Linked DNA regions of Homo sapiens: region 2 is linked to region 1. Evidence: read pairs that join two places in POLR2A ChIA-PET (ENCODE). Cell type or tissue: Panc1. All regions are shown on one strand. Links, peaks and the distances in the headings refer to the core of each region. The heading gives the core; the rest is flanking DNA.

Region 1 (12,176 bases), core at 2,411-10,410:
GTCCTGGCTCTGTCCCACACGGATCACCTTGCATAGGCACACTAACTGTTTCTCCTGAATGTCATCATCAGATGCAATTTTCATGCTCACTTTTTACATTTTAGGAATAGGCCTGTTTTCCTTCAAAATCTCCAGTAGCTCCTGATCTTGGGAGAGCAGTCTAGGGTGAATGTGAAATGTTGAACTCAATTATCTTTCAGATGTCCTTAATTTAAAATTCTATAATGTTGGCCAGGCGCGATGGCTCATGCTGTAATGCCAGCACTTTGGGAGGCCGAAGCAGGTGGATCACGTGAGGTCAGGGGTTCGAGACCAGCCTGGCCAACATGGCAAAACCCTGTCTCTACTAAAAATACAAAAATTAGCTGGATGTGGTGGCGCCTGCCTGTAATCCCAGCTACTCAGGAGTCTGAGGAAGGAGAATCGCTTGAACCCAGGAGGTGGAGGTTGCAGTGAGTCAAGATCGTGCCACTGCACTCCAGCCTCGGAAACAGAGCGAGACTCTGTCTCAAAAAACAAACAAACAAACAAACAAAAAAACTATGTTAACTAATTTCATTGTAGTTTTTTGTCTCTTAGTTCAATGTCATATTTTACCCAAAGTGGGTTAAAATATGCTGACTCCCTTACTCCCTTACTGATAAACTTAGGAACCTTCAATCCTGCATCATCTCAAGTATTCCTTACTTAGTCAGAAGAAGAATTTTGCACTCAAATATGAACTCAACTCAGGTTGATCAGCAACAGTAAAGATCGGCAGCAGTAAAAATAGACTGTGTTAAAGAAAATGCACAAAACACAGCTCTACAGTTGCTCATTCTTTCATTTGTTCAACAGTTATCTTATTTAGCAAAAATCTACTGTTTTGGAAGCTCTTAATGCACTGGGAATATAAAGAAGAAATAACATACAGTGTCTCTGTTCTCAAGAATCTCACAACAGTAAAGATCAAGTTTATGTTAGAAAACAAATTATACTGAATGAACAACAAGATTATAAAATCTAGGAGAAATATGGTGTTTAGAGTTATCTAAACAGGTCACAAAAGTAACCACTGCGTAACTGGAGTATCATTTTCTATGTTTTAAGCAAGATAATGTGCATTAATTGTCTTTAATTGCCTAAGTCTCTCTATGACCTCAAGCAGCTCATTAGTCACTCCAAGTCTGTAGCACATTCAGAGACCGTAATCCCTGGCACCATGGTGATTTCAGGAGTCAAATTTAGCTCATTCCCCAGAGAATGATTCATTTTTCATTTTCAGATGGTGAGATCATGCTGCAACTTCCTAATAGCTCATGAGCACCTCAAGACTGTGTCTTGTGTCATACATTTCCCTATTTCTGGCACATGTGGCTGTGCTCAGCATTGCAAGCATTCCCTAGCTCAACAATATCAGCCGCCTGTCATTCCACCATGACGATATTATTTTCGTTCCCATTTCTCATTAAATTTTCCAGGGACAGGAGTCACCAATATATGACATAATATAATGGCATGGAATACAGGGGCAGTGACTGAAGACTGAAGACAACTTTCAGGGTAGAGGGTGTAAAAATGAAAGAAAGTTACCCTTAGAGAGAAAATGGAAAAGTTCCAATGACAAATGCCCCAGCTCTCATAGTTCTTCACTTCGAATTACACCTTTATCACTCAAATACAGGTCACAGCAAAATTGTTAATATTTGCCTGTTTGCTTCACATAGGTAGACCCAAGACCCTGACCAGCGTTATTTAGGTCCCTACATGTGGGCTAATGGTTGCATTCTTTATTGGCACCTAGGGGACCTGCCCCGGAAGCAGTCCTCCCTGGGCTGAGTGGTGGCTGTGCCTGCAGGGGTCACTACTAGCTGATAACTGACAAAGGGCTTCACTGGTACTGCCAGCAGGGGAATGAAAATGTAAATGGGTTCACGGGTCACTTTATGTCAAGTGGAAAATGAATAATAGTTTTGTTCCTGTGAGCCAGAGAAAAGCACGCATCATTGATCCCTCAAGGATTAATTTCTCATGATAAATGTAATTGTCTAAAATAATAGTGGGGAAGACCAATCATTCTAAATGCAAAGCCCAGAGAATGAGCGGGTGAGAGCTGCCCACTTAGAAAAGGAGAAAGAATTCAAAAGGAGTAGCAAAGGAGTAGCTAAAGCATGTCCTTTAGCACACAGTGAACTACTGGTCTCTGGAACCTAAGGATTCTCTCACAGCTAGAGGTCACAAGTAAAGGAGACCTACATGGGCAGTATGTTTATAACTGGGCTATTAAATGTATGGGGATTTTCTAAAAGGAAAAAAAAATACCATATTTAAACTTTGGAGAACCTTAGCCTTAGATTGGCTGAAATTACAATATTGAAACATCATAGCAAGTTTTCTTGCATGTAAGGATTTGTCTATTGTTTGCAGTGATATAAAGAACAACTAATATTTTCATTGTAATTCTTACCAATGCATCTCAGATTGTTGATAAATTTTTGAATAAATCCTTATATGCCTTGTATGACAATTGCTGCAGTGTAAAATATATTCACAGAAACTGCAGGAGAAAGAGTAATTTTTCTGAATGCCACATCATATTTCAAATGACCACTATGAACTCCGTAAAAAGAAAAACTGCAGGTCATAGTTTAATCAGCACAGGCACTGCACAGAAAAGTACAGGAAACCCAGAGCCTGCTTAAGACGATTGTCCAATTCCTAACTGGCCTCTCTCTGAGACCCAGCTGTCAAAGACTCATGAAATGCTAAAACTGAGAAAATAGAAACATTCTCAAAATAAGTAATAAGAATGTTTAAAGAAAGTATAGTAACTATTTGCAAAGAGAAAGATGTGCATTTTGGACCTGAATGGGATTATTAAGTGTTGTAATGTAGTTATGTAGCAGGGAGAAAAAGAAACTTATTTTTTTCCCCAGTAGGATGGCATAAGTTAGGAGAACTTTCAGTGCAAGAAAAGGAAAACCTAGGGCAAGATGTGGTAGGAGTAAGGTGTGGCCTGCAAGACTGGCGAGAAGAGAAGGTGAGTGTCAGGTGACACGAAAACATTTGCGAGTGGACAACCTGTGCCCCAGGGTCAAGGGGAAAAGAAATGCTACCTGTGACAGCCAAGTTTTAAAGCCCCTGCTCTCTTCTTACTTATGACAGCCTAGATGCTCCTAGTCTAAAGTTGGAATCCCTAGGTCTCTCCAATAATTACTGACTTTAACCTCAGCTTGACAATCTAAGTCCCATATTCTGTGCATTTGACCTTATCCTTCTTGAAACCTTTGCTTTGGCTCAAGTGTGCTGTTCCTATTTTACAATCAGCCTGGAAATGTGATTGCAGTTCGTATTCTTATTTCTTTCTTTTTTTTTTTTTTTTTTTTGAGACTCGCTGTGATGCCCAGGCTGGAGTGCAGTGGTATGATCTCAGCTCACTGCAACCACTACCTCTCGGGTTCAAGTGAGTCTTCTGCCTCAGCCTCCCAAGTAGCTGGGATTACAGGTGTCTGCCACCATGCCTGGGTAATTTTTGTATTTTTAGTAGAGGCAGGGTTTCACCATTTTGGTCAGGCTGGTCTCGAACTCCTGACCTCAAGTGATCCACACACCTCAGCCTCCCGAAGTGCTGGGATTACAGATGTGAGCCACCATGCCCAGGCTTCTTTCTTTTTTAAAAAAAATAATTTTACGGTGTCATCTTGACTCTAGATTGTGTATCTGAGTTTGAGCAGAATCATACCAATAAGAGAAAGATTTGCATCTTTTCTCGCTACAGGTTATAAAAGTCATGATCCTAGGCCTGGCGCGGTGGCTCACTTTGGGAGGCCGAGGCGGACAGATCACAATGTCGGGAGTTTGAAACCAGCCTGGCCAATATGGTGAAACGCTGTCTGTACTAAAAATACAAAAATTAGCCAGGCGTGGTGGTGGGTGCCTGTAGTCCCAGTTACTCGGCAGGCTGAGGCAGGAGAATCGCTTGAACCTGGAAGGCGGAGGTTGCAGTGAGCCGAGATGGCGCCACTGCACTCCAGCCTGGGCGACAGAGCAAGACTACATCTCAAAATAAATAAATAAATAAAATAAAATAAAATAAAAAAGTCATTATCCTAATTCAAAGAGCTATGGAAATCATGGGGAAAGACACAGAATATGATAGAAACGACAATCTTATTAGTGTTGAGTTAAACTAAGAAAAATGATAAGAAGAGGATTTCTAAATTTAAGCTTAAATTAAGAATCATAATGAAGAGAAACTCTTGTTTCAGTCATGCATTCAATTAATTTTAATTGGATGCCTACTATGTGCCAGGCAACAATATATTGAGGCTATATATGACAGATGAAAATAGCTAAGAAAACTTGGAGCTTAAAAGACATAAAAATGGGCCGGCCGTGGTGGCTCACACCTGTAATCCCAGCACTTTGGGAGGCCGAGGCAGGCGGATCACGAGGTCAGGAGATCGACACCATCCTGGCTAACATGGTGAAACCCCGTCTCCACTAAAAATACAAAAAATTAGCCGGGCGTTGTGGCGGGTGCCTGTAGTCCCAGCTACTCGGGAGGCTGAGGCAGGAGAATGGCATGAACCCTGGAGGCAGAGCTTGCAGTGAGCTGAGATTGTGCCACTGCACTCCAACCTGGGCAACAGAGTGAGACTCCGTCTCAAAAAAAAAAAAAAAAAAAAAAAACCATAAAAATGTGTTGTGAAGAAAAAAAAGCATCAGCGTAGTTTTAAAAAAAATTTTAGATGCGTCATTTTCTTCTGTGTTTGGTACATGATGTGTGAGAACAAAAGTATGTTCTCAAACATGCTATTGCTCACTGCCTTCCTCCATCTGGATAGGTTCTATTTGTATTTCTCAAGGAAGATCAAATATCATTTTCTAAATGTTTTCTTCCCTATGTCACGTAAAGGCAGCTGCACCTTCCTGAGGTGCCATTCGCCTTTGGCACATGTTAGAGACCCAGTAAATGCTAGTTTCTTGTCCCTCCCTAATTCATCTCTAATTGTACCATCCAGTAGAAACCAAATGAATAGACAATTTCAAGAATATGTTAATATAGTGAAATTGTACGCTATATTCTGGCTAGATTCTAATGGTCATGCCTCACTATAAATTCTGTACATCTAAATCATTCTTGATAGTTTCATTGATTTAGAATGATAAAGATTGTTTCATTTATCATGAATGATAAAGAATTATCATTCTTGATAAGTCCATGTGTATAAACTATTACACACTTGGATTTATGTACACCCATATAAATCCATTATTCTTTGTTCATTGTTCTAATTAATTTTTCATTTCTGTGGGTACATAGTAGGTGTGTATTTTTATGGAGTACATGAGATGTTTTGATACAGGCATGCAATCTGAAATAAGCACGACATGGAGAACGGGCTCCAATTCTTTTTCAATGACTGTCAAAGGCTCTCAGTATTTCACTGTCTACCCCAAGACTGCCATTGTTTCTATCACTCTCCTTTTCCCTGGCTACCTAAGCAATGAACTTTACCTTTTCATCTATGGCCTGGAAAACTTTAAAATAATTTGCACAATTACTCTATGCTTTTGTGTATGCTTGCAACATGTTTTTAAAACTTAATTGCATTTACCGTTTAGGATACATTCTCACAGAGTGAAATGGAGACTAAAATGGTCTATGCAACTTACATAGATGTACAGTCATATGCCACATAACGTTGCAGTCAAGGACACACTGCCTATATGATGGTGATTCCATAGATTATAGGGGAACTGAAAAATTTCTATCACCTGGTGAAGTCATAGCTATCCTAACATTTTAGGACAATGCATTACATTTTCTATATTTAGATATGCTTAGATATATTAATACTTCCATTGTGTTACATTTACCCACAGTATTCACTACAGTAACATGCTGAAAATTTTTATAGCCTAGGAAAAATAGGATATACCATATAGTCTAAGTGTGTAGGGGGCTATACCATCTAGGTCTGTTTAAGTACCCTCTGTGATATTTACACTATGACAAAATTGCCTAATGACACATTTCTTGGAACATACCCCGGTTGTTCAGAAACACATGACTGTTCATGATGATGCTCACATGATGAGAAATCTCCTAAGGACGCAGTTCTCAAAAGGTATCCCTGTCACTAAATGACACGTGGCTGTACATATTTTATTTTAATCTTTTTCTCTTAATGGGAATACAGTTAAATCCCCTTAAGTTTAATGTTCCTGTGAGATAATTCCCCCATGCTATTCTTGTTTCGTTACTCTTCCAAATCCATTTATCCAGTGATCCCATTTATATTTACTCAAAACACAATAGTCTATGAAAACATGCATCCAGAATGTCAGCCATTTAGTCGCTTACAAGCAAGGAGACTTGTACTTCTTCAGTTTTCAAGGGGATATTATACACAGAAGCCTAAATCCCAAAAGAAAAGTGCTGGAAATTGTCCTGAGTAGGAAATACATTAAGTATTCATAATACTGTCTGTTTTCTGATCTCACACTCTTTTCACAGAGAGTATATTTAAAATTTTCCCTCTCTTTGCCAGCACAAGCAGGAAAAGGAGATAATTGCAAATTGCAATGTACACTTGGCTGTAAGCCCAGCTGAAACCCAATGTGGAAGACAGCACTTTTCCTTTCTTCTAAGGTAGACCTACAGGACATGCTCAGATTCAAGAGGAAACTTCAAGTGATGTAGTGAATAAATAGGAGTAAACAAGATATTTGCAATAATTAGAGAGATGCAACTTGATGGCTTTTTTGAAAAAGGGCCTTGTAGATACTTACGCAACCATTTGATATTACCACGGTCATGCACTACACAAACTCTAATGAAGGTCAGTGCAGAATATCTCTGAAGGTTTCCTAACTGAATTGTTTACATCTTCATTTTTTAATACCAAGTCTAAACATAAAACAAAAAACAAACAAATGGGAAAGTTAGAAAGCACTTTGGTTCTAAACCAACTTGTATTACAACTTTTCCTCTGCTAGAATCTAATGATCTCCTTCATCTCTTTCATTTTTAAAATCATTTGTGCTAGGATTGAATATAAAAACTGACTTGGAGGGGGAACACTATTAATGAAAAAAAACGTATACATAATAAGAAAGGATAAAAATCCATCAGTCATGGCCAGTGTTCTACAAGATGCGAATTATCAACCTACTGACTAGTGACCGTTTACTGCGGTAAGTAATACATTTAATATTTTGTATTCATGTTAACTGCCAGAGACTCTGTGATGACAAACCTATCAGAATTATCTCTTATATTCGACACTGCACAAATTAAACTGCTAATTAAAAAATCAAACAAAAATGACATATTCTATGCAGTACAATCATTGTAATTTTCATACATCTCTTCCAACTAAAATTAGGGTAGGAGTAATGCATTTTAAAATAATAATTGTAACATGCTCTTAAAAGAATTATTTCTAGGGTTGTCTTAAAATGTATACTTCTGTAATATCTTCGATAAACTTATCATATTTACAATTACCCTATTAATTTGAAACAATAAATGATACCATTTTCTATGTTTACCTTAGTGAGGCACACTGTAGTCACTGTGGTGCAAGGAGCTCAAAATTTATACAAAAGTGGTTTTCTGGTTAGAAAAGATTTTTGTTTCTAGTGTCTTTTTCACTCCTATTAGCAGGGCATTGAGTGACTAACTTTTTAAGAGACACTTGTGTGGCATATAAGCAGGTCTTCGTGCTAGGAAAAGTATAAACAGCTTTTAGAGGAAAAATCTTCCAACTACAGGGATAAACAGTCTTAAATCTTCTTGTATATGAGAAATATTTAGCAAAAGAAGATGAATGTTATCAGCTACTAACAGCAAATGCTTGGCAACAATGCTGAATAATCAAGAGGTGCATCAGGCAGAGGTAGAAGAACACAATGAAGTCGATGATAACAGTGAATATATGATTAAATCTATATTATAAGTTTTGCTCAAGTGGGTACCTAAATATATTTTGTCAGGGCAAAAAATTACTTACACTATCCAATGCCAAATAAGGTTGTTTGACATGTCATAGGAGGTGACAGTTCCAAACACAAACAAGAGTTTTAAAATATCTTTTTTGTTTCCCACTGCAAAAGGTTATCATCTACTTCCTCTCTCTTTCTATTGATGCTGGGGAGCTTTGCATGGTTTAAGACAAAGGGCATATTACAAATCAGTGAAGAAATGTGGAATAATTGATAAATGTTTCTGGGACAATTGAATAAAGGTGAAAAAAGTAAAGCTAGACTTGGATTTCACATCATATACTAAAATAATTTGGGGTGAATTGCAGTGGTATAAGTGACAGTTTGAAAGAAAGTGTAAGAGAGTATAACATTTAAATAGAGAAATTTTTTTCTTGTGAGCAATAAAACACATATCACAAAAGAAAATATTGATCAATTAAAGAACTTTGCAAAAAAACAAAAAGATATAGAAACAATGTGAAAAAGCACAGAATAGGGAAAAAAAATATTTAAAAGTCCACCAGATCCATCAATTACAATATAAAGTTGTCTGCTCCAATAGTTGAAATCTTGCTGTCAAATTCCTGACTGATTCAACAATTCTTTTCCAGAAGTAAGAATATTTACGTAAAGAAGTATGTTTCCTTTTCTTTCCACATTATAGTTCATTGCTTCCTTCAGTGAACTGAAACATATGCACAGACTTTTTTCATCTATGCATACTTTCCATGTTTAATGAGCCATTAGTGCAGCATTTCCATTACATTGATTGCATTCATTCTGCTCCAGCAAAGCATACATTTCAGAATGTAACATGTATCTGCTGTGTGTCCATTCAATGTTACCTTCTAATTTTAGAAAAAATAGTAGCAGTTACCCTTAATACCATTTTATTAAACACTAGGAGAAACCATTGCGTGAGAGATTATAAGTTAACACGATTTTATTGCAAAGGCATATAAATGCAAGAAATAAAATTTCAAAGCAAGAAATACGATTCCAAAGCCTCTTCCTATATGGAGTAATTCAAGAAAAACAAATGAAATAAGAGTTGCTTTTATCTGAAAATCTTATAACCCACGTTATATGGTGGTATCAAAGCAATAATAGTTGATTATATACAGCTATCAGCAAAAACTAGAAACAAGATATAGGTGTGCCCTACTGCCTTTAATTTACATTTCAATATTTATAACACTATGCTGAAACAGAATAAATATTTTTTTACCTGATTATTATTTGCAATAGCTTATTTCCCTTTTTTTGGTATCTGAAAGTTAACTTTTCCATTGACAAGTTTGTGTTATATGATGATTTTAATAACAGAGCTGGAATTGTTCAATCAGTCGGCATTTGCTAGCTTTGTCTCAGGTACTCTACTAGAAATGGGGAATAAAAAGATGAATGTGATATCTCCATTTTCAACAAGTTCATAGCCATTTGGGGGCCAGTAAAATTAATAAACAAAGATTTTTGTTCAAAAGGTAATTTAATGTTTGATTATATATGATGCAAGAGGTATTGTTTTATGCTTATTTCGAATTTCGTAATTGGAATTCGTTACAAACCTATATAGAAGTTATTTTCCCTAGTTTCCAGAAAAGTAAAAATAGCTAGCATTTACTGAATGAATGACAAATGCAATAATTTATGTAAAACGAGATGTCATCGCTTTTTATTTATACTACAATCTTCTGAGTTAGTTTTTTTTATCATCTCGTTAAACATGAGAAAACTAGTTTAAACTACAAGTTGCAGAACTAGTGACATACACACTAAATGATACATATGTGATTCCTAAGTACACATACATTCTACTATAGTTTGGTAACTTTAATCCTTAAAATAGTATTGGTTCTTTGTGGCTGGTACTTCTTGAGCAGCAAAAATGCTTATAAGACCACTTATTATATGGCTCTTTTTCTCCATCACCTGCTATTGATTACTCAGATCTAAAATATCCTTGACTATCCATCAAGTTTTTTCTACCCAGATATTGTCTTGCTGAGACCAGCCTTGAGAGCTAGAATATTCTATGATCTGTTCATTTACTTCCAAGATTTCAATAGAAGTAATTTCATTCTCACTGAATATAATAATCTTAAGCCATGAACACAGATCAACTATCATCTCAGAGGACTGTCACTTACAATAAACATGTGCTTGCATTTCCTTTAAATAGGTGGCATGAAGATTAATATTTTTAGGTTCAGAAATTCCTATGATTCTGTCTATAAAAAATTTGTACTAGAGGAATGAAAATAAATCTACTGGACATCTTCTGTCTCTGTGATCTTATGTGCCTTTAGAAATGTAAGAAAAGTCCTTTCTTATTTCCTTGAGCTGTGGTTTGTAGTTCTCCTTAAAGAGGTCCTTCACATCCCTTGTAAGTTGTATTCTTAGGTATTTTATTTTCTGTGTAGCAATTGTGAATGGGAGTTCACTCATGATTTGGCTCTTTGTTTGTCTATTATTGGTGTATAGGAATGCTTGTGATTTTTGCACATTGATTTTATATCCTGAGACTTCGCCGAAGTTGCTTATCAGCTTCAGGAGATTTGTGGCTGAGGCGATGGGGTTTCCTAAACATACAATCATATTATCTGCAAACAGAGACAATTTGACTTCCTCTTTTCCTTTTTGAATACATTTTATTTCTTTCCTTGCCTGATTGCCCTGGCCAGAACTTCCAATACTCTGTTGAATAGGAGTGGTGAGAGAGGGCATACTTGTCTTGTGCCAGTTTTCAAATGGAATGCTTCCAACTTTTGCCCATTCAGTATGATATTGGCTGTGGGTCTGTCATAAATAGCTCTTATTATTTTGAGATATGTTCCAACAATACCTAGTTTATTGAGAGTTTTTAGCATGAAGAGGTGTTAAATTTTATCGAAGGCCTTTTCAGCATCTATTGAGATTATCATGTAGCTTTTCTCATTGGTTCTGTTTATGTGATGGATTATGTCTATTGATTTGTGTATGTTGAACCAGCCTTGCATCCCAGGGATGAAGCTGTCTTCATCATGGCGGATAAGTTTTTAATGTGCTGCTGTATTCGGTTTGCCAGTATTTTATTGAGGATTTTTGTGTCGATGTTCATCAGGGATACTGGCCTGAAATTTTCTTTTGTTATGTCTCTGCCAGGTTTTGGTATCAGGATGATGTAAAAACATTCCATGCTCATGGATAGGAAGAATCAATATCGCGAAAATGGCCATACTGCCCAAAGTAACTTACAGATTAAATGATATCCCCATCAAGCTACCATTGACTTTCTTCACAGAATTAGAAAAACTATTTTAAATTTTATATGGAAACAAAAAAGAGCCCGTATAGTCAAGACAATCCTATGCAAAAAGAACAAAGCTGGAGAAATCACACTACCTGACTTCAAATTATCTTACAAGGCTACAGTAACCAAAACAGCATGGTACTGGTAACAAAACAGACATATAGACCAATGGAACAAACAGATGCCTCAGAAATAATGTCACACATCTACAACCATCGGATCTTTGACAAACCTGATAAAAACAAGCAATGGGGAAAGCATTCCCTATTTAATAAATGGTGTTGGGAAAATTAGCTAGCCATATGCAGAAAACCGAAACTGGACCCCTTCCTCACACCTTATACAAAAATTAACTCAAGATGGATTAAGGACTTAAATATAAGACCTAAAACCATAAAAACCCTAGAAGAAAACCTAGGCAATACCATTCAGAATATAGACATGGGCAAACTCTTCATATGTAAAACACCAAAAGCAATGGCCACAAAAGCCAAAATTGACAAATGGGATCTAATTAAACTAAAGAGCTTGTGCACAGCAAAATAAACTATCATCAGAGTGAACAGGCAACCTGTAGAATGGGAGAAAAATTCTGCAATCTATCCATCTGACAAAGGGCTAATATCCAGAATCTACAAGGAACTTAAGCAAATTTACAAGAAAAAATCAAACAAGCCCATCAAAAAGTGGGTGAAGGATATGAACAGACACTTCTCAAAAGCGGACATTTATGTGGCCAACAAACATATGAAAAAAAGCTCATAATCATTGGTCATTACAGAAATGCAAATCAAAACCACGATGAGATACCATCTCACGCCAGTTAGAAAGGTGATTATTAAAAAGTCAGGAAACAACAGATGCTGGAGAGGATGTGGAGAAATAGGAACACTTTTACACTGTTGGTGGG
Region 2 (12,176 bases), core at 1,813-9,812, 70 kb before region 1:
CCTCTTCTTCCTTCTCTCCAACTTCCTTCCTTTTTCTCTCTCCTTTTTTTCTCTCTTTCTTTCCTTCCTTCCATCTTTCTTTTCTTCTTTATTTCCTTCCTCCCCTCCTTTCTTGTTTCCTTCTTTCCAGCGTTTTACTATAATACATGATTGATTTTTGCCCACATCACATTTCAGTATAGAAAGAAAAGGACAGAGGAGCACTGTTCCACATAGTCATTCAGGGATCCGGGCTCACTTCATTTGGTTTTTGTCATCAACATCTGATTCTCAAGTCCACCACAGAAACAGAAGACAAACATATAGGAATGAACTTAGGATTTATGGCCAGATTTGATGAAGAAAATATCACTTCTGCATACATTCCATTGGTCATGTATCATATTGATCTTAACCTTAGTGTCCAAGAGACTGGAATATGTGCCACAGAAGGAAAGTGAAACAGATTTGATAAATGCATAGTGGGGTTACTTGATGCTCATTCTGAAATTCTGTGCTTACCTATATCATAATACATTTTATAATGAATAGTAAAATTATAATGTTTACTATTTGATCTCTCAGTGAAACTGCAGACTGTTCAGGGAGCAATACGTCATTTTTTTAAAAAGAATGATAATAATTTTTAATACAGTAAACTGAAAACCAGTGAATAGTTTGATTAGTTTTGAGAAATGTGATCACTCACGTGACCCTCACTCCCTATCAAGATATAGAACATTTTATTATCCCAGAAATTAGTCTCATCAATCCCCTCAGTCAATATTCTTTTCAATTAATGCCACTCCTCACCGTGTGTATACACTTTTCTGATTTCTATAACCATAGTTAATTTTGCCTTTTGTTTTGACAGAGTCTTTTTCTGTTGTCCGGGCTGGAATGCAGTGGCATGGTCTCAACTCACAGAAACCTCCATCTCCCAGGTTCAAGTGATTCTTCCACCTCAGCCTCCTGAGTAGCTGGGACTACAGGCACAGGCCACCACGCCCGGCTAATTTTTGTATTTTTAGTAGAGATGAGGTTTCACCACATTGCCCAGGCTGGTCTGGAACTCCTGACCTCAAGTGATCTGCCCAGCTTGGCCTCCCAAAGTGCTGGGATTACAGGCATGGGCCTCTGCACCCAGCCAATTGTGACTTTTCTTGAACTTCATAATAAAGTAATCAAACATCACTGGCTTCTTTCACTCAGAACAATTTTGTTAAGATTCCCTCATATCGTTATTATCAGTAGCACATTTCTATTTTTCTGTGTACTATTTCATTGTCTAAGTTTACTATAACCTGTACCCATTTTTGTATTGATAGATACTGGGATGTTTCCAGGTTTTTTTACTATTACAAATAAAATTGCTGTGAGCATTTGTTACAAATGCCTAGGAGAAGAATTTCTGGATTATATAATGGATGCATATTTGAATTTCTAAGATATTGACAAATAAATTTTTTCAGATGATAATCTAATATAGCATCAGAAATCTATTTTAAATTTTACTCAAATATATTATTTTTCTTTCCAAACCTCCTATAATTTTTTCTTTATCCTTCATGTCAAGCCATAAGAAAGGATGAAAATAATTAGATAAATGCTATCCATTTTGTGATATGTTAAATAAATATTTAGACAAACAGAAATACAAATCTAACATTATCAATCTTGGCAATGTTAAAATACAACCTAAGAAGCAGAGGTTTGGAGGTAGAAATGGATACGAAAATGTAGAAGAAATAATGTGGTAAATAATATACTCATCTTCCAAGTGAAGAGTCAAATTATATTACCAAAATTTGACAGAAGAGTAGACCTATTTGTAAGTATATTATTAAATGTAATAAAATTAACCAATAGAGAATTAAAAATATCTATTATATATATTTTTTGAGGCAGGGTCTTGCGCTGTAGCCCAGGCTGAAGTGCAGTGGTGTAATCACAGCTCACTGCAGCCTCAAACCCCTGGGCTCAAGCAATCCTCCCACCTTGGCCTCTTAAAGTGCTAGGATTACAGACATGAATCATCATGCCTGGCCTTAATATAACTTCTAAAAGTAGTCAGATGTGTGGAAAAGTAAGTCAGCTAACTAGTAATTGACCCAAGAAGTCATTAACCAATAGGCAAATTCTACATTTATAAGCGAACAAATTGATATAAAAGTATAAAGGGAGAGTGGAACAGGAAATAAGAAGATATTGGGGAAAAAGAACTTTACCGTTAAATGAACTTATTTCTCTACAAATTGATTAAAAATACTTATCTATGTACTAGCTTGATAAAAATATGAAAAACCAAAAACAATTGTTGCATAGGAGGGTGTCTAAAAATTTGGCTTTAAAATTTCTGGCATATCACATAAATGCAGACAGAATTAGTTTCAAGGCTCATCTTAAATAAAATCTAACCAGTTGCTTGCAGAAGCATAATACTCAAGGTACTGAGCCCAGAAAGAAACTTCCCAAATCCTCACATAAAAGAAACTATGCTACATAAAGAATGAAGTGTTCAAGAAAATCCATATAAAAACAGCAACAAATTTCATAGGAAATACATTACAGTTTTCCTCAATGTAGCCCCATGGAAAAATGCCAAACCTCAGCTCAGTAAACACAAATTTATAGCAGTAACCAACACTTTTGATGCAGATAGATATTCAGCTCCCTACTGACAAGCTTACTCTAGAAATTGTTTACAGTATCTAGAAGAACAGATAGATTATACTGCCCTCAGGTTACCCTCCAAAACCATTGCTTTTCGCAGGTATTTGTTAAGTATTAATGGCAGCAAATATGATGATATACTCTTTGGAAAGTACTTGGGATAAAATATTTTTCTGAATGTGGAACCAAGAGCTTTTTATAAGCATACAATCAACAAAATTATCAAGTTTTAGTTAATGTGAGAATTATTTGTGATAGCAAGGTAAATTACCATCTTTCAATTTTATCTTTTTCAAAATGTGAAATTCTTTAGTTGGATAAATTTATGCCATGAAATATTAATAATTCTAATACTAAATGTAATGTCTGATTTGAGCATTAACAATTTTACTCTTCCTCAATTTCATATGCTTCCATTTTTATTATCTATTGGATGATTAATACCAGGTAATGTTTCTTCAAAATATAGAAGAGCTAAAATAAGTGACAATTCTTGGGTCTACAGAAGCCATTTTTTCCAATATATTTGGATTTCATCTTTCCTGGGAAGAAAAAAAAAAAACCCTTTTTACATTATGTTTCTCCATTTGTACTGTCTGGTTTTCTATTCCCTTTCACTGCAAAACTTCTCTAATAGATGGTGTTTGCTCAGTTTTTCCCTCCTCTTCCATGCTCTCTTAAACTTTAGCAATTTGTTCGTTGCTGTTTCTTCTTTCAAATCAAATCAGAAAAATCACTGATGATAATGAGGTAACTGATGATAATGAAATAATCTTTTTTAAAATTCTTCTTGAATATCTCCCTTAGTCATCTTCTCCTGGAATCTTTCTCACTCAAGAATGTATCTTAGGCCCGGCGCAGTGGCTCACGCCTGTAATTCCAGCACTTTGGGAGGCCGAGGCGGGTGGATCATGAGGTCAGGAGATGGAGACCATCCTGGCTAACATGGTGAAATCCCGTCTCTACTAAAAATACAAAAAATTAGCTGGGCGTGGTGGCGGGTGCCTGTGGTCCCAGCTACTCGCGAGGCTGAGACGGGAGAATGGCGTGAACCCGAGAGGCGGAGCTTGCAGTGAGCCGAGATCGCACCACTGCCCTCCAGCCTGGGCGACAGAGCGAGACTCCGTCTCAAAAAAAAAAAAAAAAAAAAAAGAACATATCTTATTTTGCATATGTCTATTTGATCTGTGATTGCTTCTCCTTTATCTTCATTGGATTTTTCTTCTTCTTCTATGGATTATTAAAGGTCATGCTGTTCTCGCTACTTTCTCACAAGTGACATCATCTGCTTTTTTGTCTTCAAATGTAAGTTCAACAGGAATATTTTGCTTATTCCTGTTATTTTGTTATTATCTGTTTCCTTCACTACCTAGATTTATTTTCTGACCTCCTGAGAGCCTGGTAGCTTTATGCATAATCAGTCTAATCTAGAAATATCTCAAATGTGTATTTACTGACAAACGGATTAATAAAGTGTGGTCTAGCCACAGTCTACTACCCAACTGGCCTTCTTCTACAGTCTAACAGGGGACAAATCCTACTCGGGCTGTTTAATCCCATCTTCTCATCTAACTCTATTCTCCCTTGTTCCATTAGCTATACCTCTACGGTGCCCCTGTATTCCTTAACATCTCTCTCGGCCTCAACTCTTTTAATGAAACAAGCCTAAAGTCTTGATTTCAGAGAAAAAATAAAGAAAACAAACTCCACCAAATGTCTTTTAACTAACTCACCTTTCCAACTCACTTCTTCAGTTACAATATTGCATTATTTTGTATTGACCTCCCAAACTTCTTGAAGAGACAATTTCATATCCAAACTTTCAAGGATAGAAGCTCATTTCCATCTCTCTTCTACTGTGCTACAATTAGTCTTCTGCACTAATAAAGTGAAATCTAAGCCTTCTTTATTAGTTTTAACCCTAAGGAACCTTTTTGGTGCAGTTGGTATTCTTGTAATGCCTTCTTCTCCATGAGACTGTGATCCCATTTGTATTCTTGGACAAGAACGGCTGACTTTTTCAACTCAACCTCCTTCTACGAGGTCTCATTCCCATCTAAATATTGGAGACTGATTCCCATATCCACATCTCCAGCCCTAAGTTGGATTTTGAGATCTAGGCCTGAATTTCCAACTTTCTATTAAACATCTTTATTTGAATGGCTACAAGATGTTAACAAAATGCCTTTTTATCATCAAAACTGTGTTTATTTTCTATTTTCCACCCACACCATTTGCTGATGCTGCCATCCTCCTAGTTCTCCAGCCAGAATCTCTGTCATGTCCATGGCTCTTGTTCTTCCTCACTCACATTCACAATGTCCCAGGTGCTGGAGGTCCTGCCTCTCCAGTAACGGCTTTTCACGAGTCTGGCCACTGTATTTGGCCAAACCCTCCTTCTCCCCTGAGAGCTCTTAGAATGCTCTCCCTGCTTCCAGTCTCTCTTCCAATTCACTTTATAAACTGTCCAAAAGGGAAATCTTTTTAAATGAAAATCTCAGTCTGTGAGAACCTAATTACTTATCCTAAAACATAGATGCAGGTTGCCTTTTGTTCATACGTTGCCAACTCAATAAGTTGAAATAATAATTTGCAAAATTATCACCCTATGTTTTGTTTAAGGGATACTGAATGATTCAGTTAACAGATTCTTTTCAACAAATTAACATAATTGACTTAATTGAAGCAATATGTTTGTTATATTGGTGTCATCCACATACAAACATTAGGTGGCTTTTAGAATTTGAGTTAAGTAGCTGGTTATACAGCTTCTGATTTACAGAAGATCTATGCAGTTTCCATCTTTTCTTTTGTAATGAAAGATTATCCACTTCTTGTGCAATGTGATGGGCATTACTTGAGTGATGCTATATTCCCTTGTACGTATGAAAATTTTATTTGTTTTCTAAGCTGAATAATATAAAACTTTAAATAGATGGCCACAACTTTAACTTCTGAACACATTTTCCTCAATTAAGGGGAAGAAAGAGTGACATGAGGAATAGAGCACACATTGAAGATAAGTAAGTCCCCTGATGCAAAGCTATTGTCATAAAATGTTATCCAAAGCAAGTTTTTTTTTTTCTTTTTTTTGTTTTTTTTTTTTTCTGTTCTGTTTTGTTTTGTTTTTCCTCCTGGAGTAATCAGGTGTGACAGATGCAGGTTTGCAATAATTTTAAGGACTTTTTTTTTTTTTTTTAGCACTGAGACAAAGCTAATAAGCAATGGGTTTTGTTAGCCAATTACATACAAACAGAGATTCTGAGGAATAAAGAAGTAGAGAGCTTATTTTGAATCTGCCTTTTTGAATAAGTATACCAAAAAGCCCCCTCAAATCAAGGAACAAGTCTTAATAGCCATTAGCTTATTTTGAGAATAAAACAGTGGTAATCAAGTCTGTTTTATTCAAGTTCTCTTTGGAAAATATCCTGTGAAACTAACCAGGAGAAACGTAGGCATGATAGCATCCTGGGGAAAAATAAAAAGAAAATGAAAGAAAATCTCTAACAGAAAAAAAAAAAGACATTCCAAGAATGAACTCAGTGTTATTTGAGATGATGTATTCATTTCCATATTTAAGTATTATTATAAATATGAAGGAAACATTTTTGAATTCTATAAGTAAAATTCTAAAACATTTTATATTTGTTAACAAAAATTAAATCGATGGAAAAAGCATATGTCATTCATGTTTTTCATTTATTTAGATGTGGTAATATTTTGTTAGTCTAAAAAGCAAACAAAATTATACTTTGGGATCCTATCATCTTATTTATATATTTTTGATATTAGTATTCTACTGTCATTTCTTTCTCCTCAGATACAATCTATGTTTCACACAAACACCTGTGCATTATAATGCTTTCATACGTATCTCAGGATCCTATCTTCAATTTTATATACACTATGAACTTTCAAACAATGTAAATACATTTATATTTTGAAATCCATAAAAACGATGTCAGGCTGGGCACGGTGGCACCCAGCACTTTGGGATGCTGAGGCAGGTGGATCACTTGAGGTCAGGCATTCCAGACCGTCCTGGCCAACATGGTGAAACCCTGTCTCTACTAAAAAGGCAAAAATTAGCCAGGCGTGGTAGCACACACCTGTGATCCCAGCTACTCAGGAGGCTGAGGCATGAGAATTGCTTGAGCCCAGGAGGCGGAGGTTGCAGTGAGTCCAGATCGTGTCACTGCATTTCACCTTGGGTGATCTCAACAAATTAAAAAATATATAAAAATTTAAAAAAAAAAAAAACAACAGCAACACACCTGTATGTCAAACAAGCACATGCATTTAGCTATCTGAGATATATACGTGTAATGTATACACACACATACAGAATGAGAGAGATAGGAACTTTAAATCACATAATAATCTGTAAGTTTGATGGGTTTTGCCTTTATTTTTTAATTTGAAATAATTTTAGACTCACATAGTAGTTGCAAAAATAGTTGATGATACAGTTTGGATATGTATCCCTGCCCAAATCTCATATGGAATTGTAATTCCCAGCGTTGGAGGTGGGACCTAGTGGGAGGTGATTGGATGATATGGGAGGTTTCTTTGCCCTTGCCCTCCCCTCCCCACTTTCTTCTCCCCGTCCCCCTCCCCTCCCCTCCCGTCCCCTCCCCCTCCCCCTCCTCCCCTCCCCCTCCTCCCCTCCCCTCCCCTCCCCCTCCCCTCCCCCTTCCCCTCCCCCTTCTTCCCCCTCCCCTTCCTCCCCTCCCCTCTCCTATCCCCCTCCCTTCCCCTCCCCTCCCCTCCCCCCTTTCTTCTCCCTGCCCCCCACCCCTCCCCTCTCCTATCCTTTCCTTTCTTTTCTTACAGAGTCTGACTCTGTTTCCAGGGCTGGAGTGCAGTGGCATGATTCCGGCTTACTGAAACATCCGCTTCCCGGGTTCAAGCGATTCTCTTGTCTCAGCCTCTGGAGTAGCTGAGATTACAGGGGCGTGCCACCACACCCGGCTAATTTTTTGGTATTTTTAGTAGAGATGGGGTTTCACCATGTAAGTCAGGCTGGCCCTGAACTCCTGACCTCAAGTGATCCACTTGCCTCAGCCTCCCAAAGTGCTAGAATTACAGGCTTGAGCCACGGCGCCCAGCCACATATGGGTGCTTTCTAATGGTTTAGCAAGATCCTCCTTGGTCGCGATAGTGAGTTCTCACGTGATGTGATTGTTTAAAGTGTGGGGCACCTCCCCCTTACTCTCTTCCTGTTAGTCCAATCATCAGAAGCACCTGCTTCCCCTTCACCTTCCGCCATGATTGACAGTTTCCCGAAGCCTCTCCAGAAACTGAGCAGATGCTAGCACCATGATTCCTCTTCATCCACTGAGGAGGGAGTTTCCAATTGCATGCTTGTTTCTCTCCCTACATGTGTTAACATTAGTTTAGAAATTTTATATCATTTTGAGACCAAAAAAATCAACTCTGAGGTATAAATTTTGATAGTGCAAGGACCCATTCATCATGCTTGACATATAATCTTTTAAATTAAATTTTTATTGTGCAATGATTACAGTTTCACCTGCCTGTGGAACTATGAGCCAATTAAGCCTCTTTTCTTTATAATTTACCCAGTCTCAATATTTCTTTACAACAATGTAAGAATGGACTAATACAGTTGAGTTCCTATGTAACCTTCCCCCGTTTCCTCCAATAATAACATTCTACACGATACGGTACAATCATGAAAGCCAGAAAATTGGCATTGTCACAATAAAATTAACTAAACTACAGATTTTATTCTGATTTAACTAGTTTTTATGTACTTTTTTTTTGTTATAAACAGGTTTTACCAGTTGCATAGATTCGTGTAACCACCATTGCAATTGCGATATAGATGTTCAATTACCCAAAAGTAATTTTTTCTCTTTAAACGTAATACAAATTAGCAGAATGTGCTTGAGAAAATCCAGTTTGGCTGTCATTTTTGAATTTAGTCCTCACTATAGTGTCCATTTTTTAAATTTCTTGCCACTGATGGGCCAATTTGTGACTGTTACTGGATTAGATACTGGATACTACATGTTAATAATAAGCATATAAAGAAAACAAAAAAGACTATATCTAAAGACTGTGATTAAGTTCTGAATGAGACAAGGTGTTCCCAGCTGAGTTTAAACTGGAACATGAATAGGAGATTCGGGAAATAAAGAGAGGAGTATAACAGTAACTTATTGCCAGCTTGGCCCTATAAACTACACATGCAAATTAGTAAACCAAGTGTAGAGGGAAAATGTGGGAATAATAGTCTTTTAAAAAATAATTTTAAGGTGAAAACCAAATAAGTTTGGCACATGAGGACTCAATTACATCTCCAGTGGTGACTGCAGGTGACTCAGAAGGCAACTGGCAGTAAACTTGATGCCCAAGGAGGGCAGATGCCTAGAAGTCATCAGGAGTAACTAGGAGTTTTGGCTGAAGAGTGGCAGATCCTGGCAGAACAGATTTAGTGATGAATAAATTCTCTGGTTCATGATGCCAAGAAATTAGTGGTTGCTAGGGGTTGAGGAGGAATACAAGTGGAAGTATGTGAGGCTACAAAATGACAACAGGAGAGGTCCTTGTGGTGATGGAAGTATTTTGTATTCTTAAAGCATCAAAGTGAATATACTGGTGGTGACTCTAGTGTTACAAGATGCCATTGGAGGAGACTGGATAAAAAGGATACACGGCATCTCTCTAAAGTCTTCTTACAAAGAAAGGTGAAACTGTAATCATTGCACAATAAAAATTTAATTTAAAAGATTATATGTCAAGCATGATAAATGGGTCCTTGCACTATCAAAATTTATACCTCAGAGTTGATTTTTTTTAGTCTCAACATAATATAAAATTTCTAAACAAATGTTAGCACATGTAGGGAGAGAAACAAGCATGCAACTGGAAAATCCCTCTTCAGTGGATGAAGCTATCAGTTGCCGTGCCCGTGTTCATCTCAGGCTTCTTCCTCTTTTAATATCCCTAAATTTGAACAACACGATAAGGTTCTAAAAGCTTCAATCTTTTATGCAAATGTTTATCATGAAGCAAGGAACCCTGAACCCTGTACTGCAAAAGGCAGGCCTATGACAAGTTTTTAAAAATCATCTCTTCAAATTAATTCCAAGTCATGATTAATGATTCTCGGTTCCATAGATAACAAACCATGACCTCTATTAAAAAGAATAGAGTCAATGAACACCAAATATAATTCATTAGACAGATGTAAGTGACCAGCGCTGTGGTGTTTGATGAATATAATGAAGTTCTTTGATTAAGAATATAAATATCTCCCAAGAAGAGTCCCATGTTTGTTTTCCAATTTGAAGGAAAAAAATACTTTGGCAAATTCCACAAGAATGATATTCGAATTGGGATAAAAGTAGTTTAAATATTTTGTTATAGATAGAACAATAAACAAGTTTATTGTGTGTTTTCATGATGGAAACACATTAACAAAATTTTCTCCAGAGATCTTATTTTATATTTAGGTTAGTAATAAAAAAAAAAAAACCATGTGTTTGTGTATGTGTATATATAGTACATATACATGTGTGCGTATATGTATAGTACATAAACACATATATAGTACAATATATGTGTATATAGAGTACATATATATGTGTTATAAATATATACAATTTAGGTATTATGTTTGTAGATAACCCTGAACACTTCTGCATAGTGAAAATCCAGGCCAGTGGGGAAACTTTGCCATAAAAATGAATATGGAGAAGCAGAAAGTGGGCTTTACATGATCAATTTTGGGTAATTTTCTAAGGGAGGGTTGGGTAGGAAGTTCTTCAAACTTGTATTTCTGGAATAGTGAACTCGTCACAGCTGTGGACTGATCTAGGACTCACTGTAGATGACTCCTGGCAGGCAATGACTCACTGAACTCTTACAATGAAATCAGACCAAAGAAATAAAATGGGAAGCTTTATCTCACTTTGTAGAAATCAGTGTTTCTATGAGATACTGTTTGTAATTCTGGTCAACAATCTGCAACAAAGAAATAGCAAAACTCCGGAAGGTCTAGATAGGGTCTACAGGACAGCTAAAGTGGCCAAAAGAGTATAGAATATTTCATATATATAAAAATAAGAAAAACTTGAAAAATATTTTCATGACAAAAAATAAAAAATAAGAGAAAATAGGGTTGCATAGCCATACCTAAAATATATTTATAAATACATAAATGTCAAGTACATGAGTGTCCTTCATGATTGGAGTGTTCTATCTTTAACCCTCTATGGGTCAAAAATTGATTTATGTTTGATGAATGCAAATAAGAAATTGTTATCAAATGTTCAAGGGGTTAAAAGCTTAGGAGAAAAACAAGGTGTTACATGACTGAGGCAACATTTGGAAATAACAAAAACCACAAGGAGGTAAAACATAATAAGATTAAGTTTGTTGAATATTTGTGTAAATATCTTGAAGTTCCAAAGTGAATTAAACCAGTAGGAGGAGGAAGAAAATTGTTGTAAGAACAGCTTGATTTGGAGAAACCTTGAGGTTGTTTTATAACTGTGAGAAAAGTGAGTGAAGTGAGACACATGACAACACTATTTTGACCTTAGAGCAAATTATTAGAAACAAAATATTCATGCTAAGGGGAATAATAGTCTTATCTTTTACACTGATCAGGATAGTGGTAGTCTGAGAAATATATCATACAAAGAACTGGCTAAAAAACAAAACAAAAGCCCTGAGCATTTTAATTGGACCTATGAAATAATGATGTCTATAGAATATGTAATAAAAAACAAGGGAGTATGTGGGATGCTGAGAGTGAATCAGCTTCTAGAATAGAGGCATCCAATCTTTTGGCTTCCCTGGGCCCATTGAAAGAAGAATTGTCTTGGGCCATACATAAAATACACACACTAATGATAGCTGATGAGCTAAAAAAGAATTGCCAAAAAAAATCATAAGGTTTTAATAAAGTTTACAAATTGGTGTTGGGCCACATTCTAAACCATCCTGGGCTGCATGCAGCCTGCGTACCCTGGGCTGGACAAGCTCGTTCTGGGACTTTTGGATGCTCATTGAACTTGCGTGATTCCTTATGTAATCATGTACTCGTTTCAGGATTTTTATCAAAAGCATGCATCCAAAACCTCGGGTACTGGGTTGCCTCATTTATTTTAATCACAAAATACTGAAAAATGGTAACAAGAAATGCATCTTAATAATAATATTTCTAAGAACATGAAACTACATTCTTTCTTTGTTGCCCAACCTTAGTGTTCTCTGACTATGTGTATCCCACTCCATGCCTTTCTCTGTTTTCCTGGATTTATGCTGGGATGAAGGAAATATTCAATTGACTTCTGAAACTATGTTCAAACTTCCAAGCCCCTGATATATTTTAAAAAGTATTTTTAAAGGCAATATTATTTAGAAAACCTGTTGTTGATGACACAATATTCCTGGGTCATTATAGGAGTCAGGAGGTGAGCTGTGTTATTTCATTGGTCTAAATTTCCTATCAAACTGGGCCTTACGGAGTGTATATGAATAACAACAAA

Evidence for each region. Peaks named below come from ENCODE experiments on the same cell type or tissue, not always from the same donor. Only the 100,000 strongest peaks of a DNase experiment are listed, where the experiment ranks them.
Region 2: POLR2A ChIA-PET joins it to region 1 with 5 read pairs; 2 of 35 experiments call an interaction of 5 or more read pairs at or near these places.

The regions. Positions count from the first base shown.
Region 1 is chr7:146,950,903-146,963,078 of GRCh38, reverse strand. All of the region lies in intron 3 of CNTNAP2 (contactin associated protein 2), which reads right to left. Among named protein-coding and RNA genes, the nearest start is that of CNTNAP2-AS1, 140 kb to the left of the region's middle. In Panc1, for the core only: no CTCF peak of the experiment used is centred there; a DNase peak (open chromatin) is centred at 6,018.
Region 2 is chr7:147,020,588-147,032,763 of GRCh38, reverse strand. All of the region lies in intron 3 of CNTNAP2 (contactin associated protein 2), which reads right to left. Among named protein-coding and RNA genes, the nearest start is that of CNTNAP2-AS1, 71 kb to the left of the region's middle. In Panc1, for the core only: no CTCF peak of the experiment used is centred there; no DNase peak of the experiment used is centred there.